Regions from separate parts of the Homo sapiens genome. Here region 1 is linked to region 2. A link is an interaction called in ENCODE POLR2A ChIA-PET data of the cell type or tissue named here. Cell type or tissue: A673. All regions are shown on one strand.

The links. ChIA-PET counts read pairs that join two places held together with the same protein. Peaks named below come from ENCODE experiments on the same cell type or tissue, not always from the same donor. Only the 100,000 strongest peaks of a DNase experiment are listed, where the experiment ranks them.
Region 1: POLR2A ChIA-PET joins it to region 2 with 5 read pairs; 1 of 35 experiments calls an interaction of 5 or more read pairs at or near these places.

Annotation. Positions count from the first base shown.
Region 1 is chr4:16,841,512-16,846,511 of GRCh38, forward strand. All of the region lies in intron 1 of LDB2 (LIM domain binding 2), which reads right to left. Among named protein-coding and RNA genes, the nearest start is that of LDB2, 55 kb to the right of the region's middle. In A673, no CTCF peak of the experiment used is centred here; a DNase peak (open chromatin) is centred at 2,820; H3K27ac peaks cover 1,574 bases.
Region 2 is chr4:16,464,560-16,469,559 of GRCh38, forward strand. All of the region lies in intron 2 of LOC105374505 (a long non-coding RNA gene), which reads left to right. Among named protein-coding and RNA genes, the nearest start is that of TAPT1-AS1, 240 kb to the left of the region's middle. In A673, no CTCF peak of the experiment used is centred here; DNase peaks (open chromatin) are centred at 2,212 and 2,722; H3K27ac peaks cover 1,830 bases.

The DNA.
Region 1 (5,000 bases), 380 kb after region 2:
AGATTCTAATTCTCACAGTTGCCTTCAAATGAGAACATTACTTTTCATCTCGAAGGCAACCAACACATAGAAAAATAGCAGACACGTTGTGCATTTTTTTCTAATCTAGATTTATCAAGGGCTTCTTCCCCCTTTTCTCCTTCTTTGAGATAGGATGCAGTATGTGCAAAATGTTTTGTAAACTATAAGCCGTACACAAATATCAGTTGTTGTGCTGGAAAATAAATTTTACATTTACCTTGGAACTGAACAACTACAATACTTTAGAGTTGGGAGGAAACCAGGAGGTCATAGGGTCCAACCTACCATTTTCAAGTAGGCCCCTACAAATGAAAAACAGATGACATTTTAAACAGACCACTTTCAAATTAAATGTCAAATGCATATGATGCAACCTAACACACCGTAAACTCTTAGAACACAAAGATCCTCCCCAGTTTCTTCAAGAGGCCATCAAGACCCTCATGGAATTTATACATTCATTCTAGAAGTCTATAAAGGTGTATTGCTGGGTACCTCTTGGGGAACTCATCTATTTTCATGGCTTTGGTGAGCACATTTTAAAGTTATCATCCTTAAACATGCTTTTAAGAGTCACCTTTGTAATTCTACTCCACACATTATTTTTTACTCAGAGTCAACAGATATAAAGCATAATAAAGCAACCCAAGCCCGGACTCCCAATTGCTGGCTGGGAATTTAAACCTTTGGCTGCTAAATACCTCCGAAGTGCAAATTACAGTGGTTTCCTGACCTTGAAGAGGCTTGTTCAATGAAAGGAGAAAGTCAAGAAAAATCATACAATGGTGGGACTGAGAATGTCAGAGAGAGAAACGGAGAAAGAGCAAAAGGAAGTCAACCTAGCAGAAGAAACTAATTTACAAAATAAACCTTATTCAGTACATTTTCTGTAAATTAAAAAAAAAATCCATGCTCTAAACAGTTATTTAAAATATATAAACTAGCTAATTTACCTGTGAATACTTCAACAAAAATGTGCTTTAAATTATTTAATATACACATTTATTAAGGCACTCAGATATTTTGAATACACCCCATGAGTGATCTTTGAATGGAAATTTAAAATTTACAAAACACTTTCACAAGCATCATCATATGTGCTTCATTCCATAGCAGCCTTTGAGTAGTGGATATTGTTAAGATCTCTATCTTACCAACAAGGCATAAGAGCTTGAGCTCTGGAGACCAGCGTTTGGATTCACATTTTTAAACCTGGAACAATTTTTCTCTCTAAAGGAGCGATTTGCGTAGTAGTTAAGAGGTCAGGTTCTGGAACTGGTATTTCTGGGTTTGAATCCAATTCTACAACCCTCATTGCCCCATTTTCCTGACTTGTGATATAGGGCTACTGTGAGGATTAAATGAGTAAATGTATATTAAGCTCATAAAGCCTAACACAAAGTAAGTTTATGAAAGAGGACACTGTTATTATTTTACTTAAACAAAAAGAAAATATTGCAAAGAGCAATATTGCCAACAGAAAAAAGACAGTCTTACCACGCAGCCATTTTTTTTGTACTTTTTCCTTTCCTTATTGTCAGCCTAATTGCAATCATTCAGTATATACAAATCTGTACTCTGTGGTGTTTACTTAATACAGCATAAACACTTTTCTTACAAACACCTTGTTCAATGTCTATATCCAGTGAATTTATTATAAGTAATCATTTCCTTAGTTTTTAAACAGTAAGATTATTTTCAATTTTAGTGTTAAAAATAACGTTATAATACATGTCTTTGGAAAGTTAGCGTTTTCCGCATACTGGATTATTTCCTAAGAAGGCATTTTCTCTGTGTATGCTTCTTAAGGGGAAGAAGCATGTCGTTTTCTTCACTGTTCAGTCTCCAAAGACTAGAGCCAGGTCTGACAACAAACAGTTGTAAATGAGTGAATGAGTGAATGAATGAATGAACCACTTCAACAGATTCTTAAATGTTAAATATTGAATGCAAGTGTATACATAGTTCATCACCAAGTTCTAAAATATGAGATATTTTAAACCTATACATTATTAATGGCATTATCAAACAGCATAAAAACAGGGTGCCATTTTAAAAAAAATGCTATTTTATAAATTTGTATTTCTTTTTTTTGTTTTTGTTTTCTGAGACAGAGTCTCGCTCTGTTCCCCAGGCTGGGGTGCAATGGCACGACCTTGGCTCACTGCAACCTCCACCTCCCAGGTTCAAGCTATTCTCCTGCCTCAGCCTCCCAAGTAGCTGGGATTACAGACATGTGCCACCACGCCCAGCTAATTTTTTGTATGTTTAGTAGAGACAGGGTTTCACCATGTTGGCCAGCCTCGAACTCCTGACCTCAGGTAATCCACCTGCCTCAGCCTCCCAAAGTGCTGGGATTACAGGTGTGAGCTGCCACGCCCAGCAAATTTGTATTTCTTTAAAAACTAAGGAGTTTGCTTTCCCTATTAAGATCAATCAGCCAAGTGTGGTAGCTGACACTGGTAATCCCAACAGTTTGGGAGCCTAAAATGGGAGGACGGGTTGAGCCCAGCAGTTTGAGACCAGTCTGGGCAACATAGCAAGACCCCATCTCTAAAAAAAAAAAAAAAAAAAATTAGCTGGGCGTGGTGGCACACTCCTATAGTCTCAGCTACTTGGGAGTCTAAGGTGAGAGAATCGCGTAAGCCTAGAAGGTGAAGGCCTGAGGCCCAGCCACTGCACTCTAGCCTGGGAGACAGAGACACACCCTGTCTCCAAAAAAAAAAAAAAAAAAAAAAAAAAGGATCTATCAATGGTGAGTCACCAAGCAACAGCTGTAGAAGTAAAAACTAAATACCTCACTTCTCCTCCCACTTCCCTGGGTGCCTCATTTCAAATTCCTTGGCCAATGACCTCCCTTTACTAAAGCTTTATTTACATTTCTGCAGTTGCACATCTGGAAAAGGAACTTCTAAACTTTATTTCACAAGAACACTTGGGGCTCTCTCATATCCCTTTTTATGGTAAAGATATTAAGGATTTGTCTGTTATTTTTCTCTTAAGACTTTTTTTTCTAATTCTGCTTTTTGATGGGGTAACTGGGATACATCCTTAAAGCACAAAGTGTTTTAATGTTAAGAAATCAAATTGATTGACTCTGCATTTACAAGAACAATCCCCATGTCTTCTCTCATCTTGTTTCGTTTGTTTTGTTTTTGTTTTTTTGTCCATGACTTTTTAAGACATTGGTTTCGAGTGCTACTTCCCTGATCTTATTGTTGATTTTCCTCACAACATTAGCACATTTTGCAGAAGCCCTGAAAACATTGCTTTTCCCTGACCTAACCCACCTAATGTTTTCTTCCACCTGCACTCATTTGATTTCAGGCTTGATACTGTATTAAACATTCAGAGCAAATGGATTGTGGTCTGTGGTTAAAAGGTACAAGAGGGAAAACTACATCATGTCACGTCTCTGCTAATGGTAGGTCAAGAGTAAACATCCATAAGCAGATGCAGCGGAATCTACTGCCCACTGGGGGAAAGTTCACTCTGGCTCTTTAAGAGTCAACAGCTTAGACTCATGCAGTGCATGTTTCAGCCCAGTCCCAGATTAGAGATGTGGGGTCTCAATTTCACTGTATTAAAGCTAGCAGGTGGAGGCTGCACAAGGTCAGTGGCCTTTGTTCTGTGGTCCCTGAAGCTCTAGAGGGCTTTCCAGGGGAGAAGTGGAATGCAAGAGTGTAAGCAGATCCCCTGCTCCCAAATTTATACATTAAGCCTCCTTATTAAAGAGCCGTTTTGGTAACTGCAATCACAACTGCAATGCATGTCATCGAGATCTCCTCTCAGCTCTTTCTGTGACTATCCCATGGCCGCCCCTGTTTCCTTTGAGCACTGGTGGGTGTTTTAGCTCTCTCAGTAACAGCTTTTTCTATCAAAGAAACCCAGATGGCAATAGGCAAAGCTTACTTTTCTCTCTTGCCTTCCTACGGCAGGCACAAAGACCTGACACATGTTAAGTGTTCCATAAATGTTTGTTATGGTTGCTAATACTATTTATCATATGGGCTACTACAAAATACATGATTCCCTATTATCCCAACATCTACTGTTTCTTGCAGCAACATCCTATGACAGCAACAGTGACAGGAATAAGACCAGAAGCAATACTAATCGCATAGGACTTATGAAATACCTACCATGGGTAGGTCCTCTACTAGCTGGTTTATGTGTACTATCTCATTCAACCCCTTAATTTTCAAGTACTACTAGTCCTAATTTATGGGGATATTAATTAGGAAATGGTGCAAGAGAAGTCAAATAGTTTGCCCAAAAGAAATGAGCTAATAAGCCTGGGCGCGGTGGCTCCTGCCTGTAATCCCAGCAGTTTGGGAGGCCGAGGTGGGTGGATCACCTGAGGTCAGGAGTTCAAGACCAGCCTGGCCAACATGGAGAAACCCCATCTCTACCAAAAATACAAAAAATTAGCCAGGCGTGGCAGCATGCGCCTGTAGTCCCAGCTACTCAGGAGGCTGAGGCAGGAGGATGGGATGGGGTGAACCCGGGAGGCAGAGCTTGCAGTGAGCTGAGATCACGCCACTGCACTCCAGCCTGGGCGACAGAGCAAGACTCTGTCTCAAAAAAAAAAAAAAAAAGTTAATAAGTAGCAAGGCTGGATTATAAGGTCTGGTTCATCTGATCTCAACTCTCAGACTTTTTCTATGCAATGCACTCCCTAAGACCTCCGCCCATTCTTAACATGTTTTTACATTGTCTAATACACTTGGTTTAACAGATAAGAAGCCTCAGCTGTAACATGTAAACCTATCAAGATGGCTAACAAAGCTTTAATAATTTCAAATACCAAATAGCCCAGTGAATCCAGGTTTTAAAAATAGAAAGCAAAGTACATTCTATCTTGTCTACCCCTGGTGCTGTTGGTAAGCAAAAGATCAAACTCTTTAGCAGAACAAGTTGCATTTTAACTTATTGGAAGTGAGTCTAAAAATTCTATCTATATATTTTTTATGGCCTGA
Region 2 (5,000 bases):
GAGAACACATAAAGCACACTAAAGCAAGGATGCAGGTACAACTGCCTCCAAGTCCCATGAGTCCTTGCAGCCAAGTCACCAAATGGGTGGGTGTTTGTGAAATGTCCAAAATAGATGGGTGAAGTTTTTGTGTAAAATTAGAGATAACTTTTTGTATGGAATGTAGACAAAAATAAGATTTCAGGGGCCTCTAAATTTATTATGCTAAGGAAGAATTAAGCCCTGGAGATTGAGTCACAGAGCAGTTTTGCAATTCTGTGTCTTAGATGATAGATTAACTCACTTCTTCATTGTTCTTATTCTGTAACTGACTAGGGGAGACCAGAGACCAGGCCCTCCCCATTCCGGTCAGTGATCTTTGTTATAGATTAACTGCCTCCTTTATTGTCCCATTCCTAACTCCGACTAGACACTGCAAAAGACCCCATGACTGCTACACCTTCAGTGTGAAATGTTACATATACATTTCCTGAAAGAAAAAAGACTACTTAAACTAATTAGATCATTGTAACTATACATTAAGCCTTATATAGGAAGATGTTAAACTTTGTCTACATAAACAATCTCAAACTTCTACCCTTTGAAACACCGACTTCCATTTTTTGGAATTTGCCTTTCCTGGGTGGCTATCCTTAAACAATTGCGCTTGAATAAACTCTCTTTAAACTAGATTCTGACCCTTTTGATTATTTTAAGTTGATATAAACATATACTGAGGAGACTTTATATGTAGCCATGCATGTTTAAAGATCTTCTGTATGTGAAATAGAATCCAGTTAACAGAATTAGAAAGAGGATATTAAGCAAATTTGACAGTCCTAAAATCACAAGAAGAATGAAGATAGAACCTGAAAACGTTTGCGCAGACAGTGGAGAATAACATCATCTGCGGGGAGACTCAGTGATGGATAGATGGCTTTACTGAACCTGGGAACTCGTACCTCCTGCTGGCGTGGCCATGAACACAGTGGATCAACTAAAAGCTCCTGAATTCTTATTGCTATCCTATGCTGTTTCTCACCATTCCTGCATCTATATGTGATCGCAGAGCCTGCTTTATAACTCATCAGCTACCATAGCAGCTGACTTTTTCTGCCACACTCTCAAGAGTCAACAAAGAGAGGCCAAGCATTCTCCCCCACTCCCCACTGAGAGAGTAGGATTGAAGGAGAGAGTGTGAACAAAGGGTCTCAGAAGGTTGAGAACCACTGAACTAACATTCTCTAAGGATCATGATGACCCTGAGATTCTATGATTCTGAGTCCAAGCATTCTGAGTCTTGGTTCCACATCTGTAAGATGGACACACCCCTGTTGACTCACAGCATTGTTGGGAAGATTGGCAGAAAGTTCTAAAGAATAATGGTGGCCGGGCACGGTGGCTCACGCCTGTAATCCCTGCACTTTGGGAGGCTGAGGAGGGCAGATCACGAGGTCAGGAGATCGAGACCATCCTGGCTGACACGGTGAAACACCGTCTCTACTAAAAATACAAAAAATTACCTGTGCGTGGTGGCGGGCACCTGTAGTCCCAGCTACTCTGAAGGCTGAGGCAGGAGAATGGTGTGAACCTGGGAGGCAGAGCTTGCAGTGAGCTGAGATTGCACCACTGCACTCCAGCCTAGGCAACAGAGCAAGACTCCGTCTCAAAAAAAAAAAAAAAAAAAAAAAAAAAAAAGAATAACTTGTCAGAACAAGGAAGGAGGCATGGGCTCCAAATCATCCATTTTACAGAGGAGGAAAAGGAAACACAAGCCATAACTTGGCTCTTTTGTTCAGTTAAAGTCAGAGTCAGGACTAGAATGCAAGTCTCCGGACCCCTCTGTTTGGCCATTTGCATGCATGTTAAAGTTCTTTATTAACTTTTTGCTGCTAGGCAAATACAGTCAAGTGTGCTATGTTATATTGAGTGCCTACTGTGTGCTAGATGCTTTATGTATATCATCTCTTTTACTCCTTACAGAAATTAAAGATGGGAACACTCAGAGACATACAGGACTACTTAAGGTCTATATCAGTCCTGAGTTTAAAACTCAGATCTAAGTTCTCAATCATTTTCTCTCATGTAATCTTTGCTGCAGTAATAATAAAATAAATAGCATTTCCTGAGTGTTGACTATATTCCAGGCACCATAGCAAGCTCTTCATGAATTATCTTATTTAATCCCTGCAAGAATGTTAGCATGAATCGTGATCTCATCAGCTGATTTCATCCATTCCTAAGGCAGCAGAGTCTCTGTTAAATCAGTGCTGAGTGTGTGGTAAATTATTAAATCTCAGTGCCAGTCCTAGGATTCTGAGACCAAGCCAAATGCTAGTGATTAAGATTATAACTCTGATTTAGGACAGTGTTGAGGCTAAAGCCATTTGTAACTGGACAGTCAAGTCTACACTGATCAAAATCAGCCTCTGCCCCAAGTACTCTTGGAAATGATGGTTTTCATTTCATTCTCAAACTGCTAAGTTGTAAGAGTTTGGTAGTAACATTGATTTGAGTTTGAATCCTAGCATTGATTCTACCAGGATTCATGCAAGTTATTTAATCTTTCTGAGCCAGCTTCCTCATTTACGTAATGGGGATATATACAACAGAAACTGCCTTCTTAAATATTCAAAGTATTTAATAACTAGCCCAGCAAAGACACCAAGCTATTAGTGTGAAAACCCCATGGAAGTTCCCTGCTGAGCTGAATAACCAGAGCAGGGCAGTTCAGGGGGTCTCTGGGGAAGGTTCAGGGTAGTGCTGCTGGTCTAGCCTTTCCTCTCCGTTTGTCATGTTCTCCACAGATGGATGTGGCAGTGAACTTGGAGTGGGTGGGGAGGATTTTGGAGACTGAGACAAGAAAAAAAGAAAGCTAGGAAGTTGGTGAGAGGATCTGATATGGTTTGGCTCTGTCCCAACCCAAATCTCATCTTGAATTGTAGCTCCCATAATTCCCATGTGTTGTGGGAGGGACCTGGTGGGAGGTAATTGAATCCTGGGGGTGGTTGTTTCCCATGCCATTCTTGTAATAGTAAACAAATTTCATGAAATCTGATGGTTTTATAAAGAGGAGTTTTCCTGCACAAGCTCTCTTGCCTGATGCTATGTAAGACATGACTTTGCTCCTCCTTTGTCTTCCACCACGATTGTGAGGTCTCCTCAGCCATGTGGAACTGTGAGTCAATTAAACCTCTTTCCTTTATAAATTACCCAGTCTCAGGTATGTCTTTATTAGCAGTGTGAGAACAGACTAATACAGGAGCCCACGAGGCCCACAAATGTGGAAGTTCTTGCCTCAAATCACCAAGAGGAGGTTGCAGCTGAAACTAAGAAACTAGAGGTAGTGGAGGACAGTGACTCTGTTGAGTTACCACTATGTACTAAGCATGTTTTAGAGGGTAGTTCTAAAAGAGAGAGTGGTTTCTAGAGGTAGATGTCCTAAGTGTAATGTTTGTTCCATCACTTACTTGCTGTGTGGCGTAGAAAAGTTTCCTAGCCTCTATGTGACTCACTTTTTCCATCTGTAAAATGGGAATAATAATAGTACACGTCACATTTAGAAGTGAGAATTAAATGCTGAGTAAAATGCTAAGAACAGTATCTGGCAAAAACAGGGCACTTATATGTGCTGACTATTAATATTATAATTAATATTATATCTGAACATTTTATTTCTTTGATTATATCACAGATTTTATATTATGGTCTCCATTTCATAGATGAAAAACTCGAGGTTCAGAAAGATAAGGCAAGATAAGGCCTGATTCGGGGTTAGAATCCAAATCTTTCTGATTCCAAATTCAAACTCTCTCCCCAAGTCTTAGGAAAAAGTGGTAAATCATGCTACATAATATGAGATATTAATGAAAGTGTTCTGATGATGTATATGACAACCAGTTCATAGTATCTGACCACGTGCTATTAAGTAAAAACACAGAACAAAAACAAAGGCTCAGTGCAGCTTACTAATTCTTGTGTAAAGGGGGCATGGGAAGACAGGTAGACGTGTTCTGGAGGAAGTTTGTACCAGCTTGTAAGGACTGATTGTTAAATTTTCAGGATTTGTTCCGGCTAGTTGGCATACACATGGTATTTTGAAATTGACATGGTAAGGAATATTTACGCTACGGAAACAGGCAAACACTATGTTGGAAAGATAAAAACTACTACAGAATGGTAAACTACGAAAGAGGGCAGATGGGGTAGAATAAGGGGTAGAAACAAGATTTTTCTGGGTAGAACTTTCTATATAGTGCAAATGTATTACCATTAATAAAATCTAAAAATAAAAATACCTCAAGTCAAATACCAAAGTCAGATACCAAACTGTCATCAGAGTGAACAGACAATCTATAGAATGGGAGAAAATTTTTGCAATCTATCCATCTGACAAAGGTCTAATATTCAGAGTCTACCAGGAACTTAAACAAATTTACAAGAAAAAAAATAAACAACCTTATTAAACAATGGGCAAAGGACATGAACAGACACTTCTCAAAAGAAGACATTTATTCAGTCAACAAACATGAAAAAAAGCTCAACATCACTGATCATTAGAGAAATACAAATCAAAACCACAATGAGATTACATCTCATGTCAGTAAGAATGGTGATTATTAAAAAGTCCAGAAATAACAGATGCTGATGAGGTTGTGGAGAAAAAGGAACACTTTTACATTGTTGGTGGGAGTGTAAACTAGTTCAACCATTGTGAAAGACAATGTGGTGATTCCTGAAAGATCTAAAGGCAGAAATACCATTTGACCCAGCAATCCTGTTACTGGGTATATGCCCAGAGGAATATAAATCATCCTATTGCAAAGATACATGCACACATACGTTCACTGCAGCACTATTCACAATAGCAAAGAGATGGAATCAATCCAAATGCCCATCAAGGATAGACTGGATAGAGATAATGTGGTACATATACACCATGGAATACTATGCAACCATAAAAAGGAATGAGATCATGTCCTTTGCAGACACATGGATGGAGCTGGAGGCTATTATTAGCA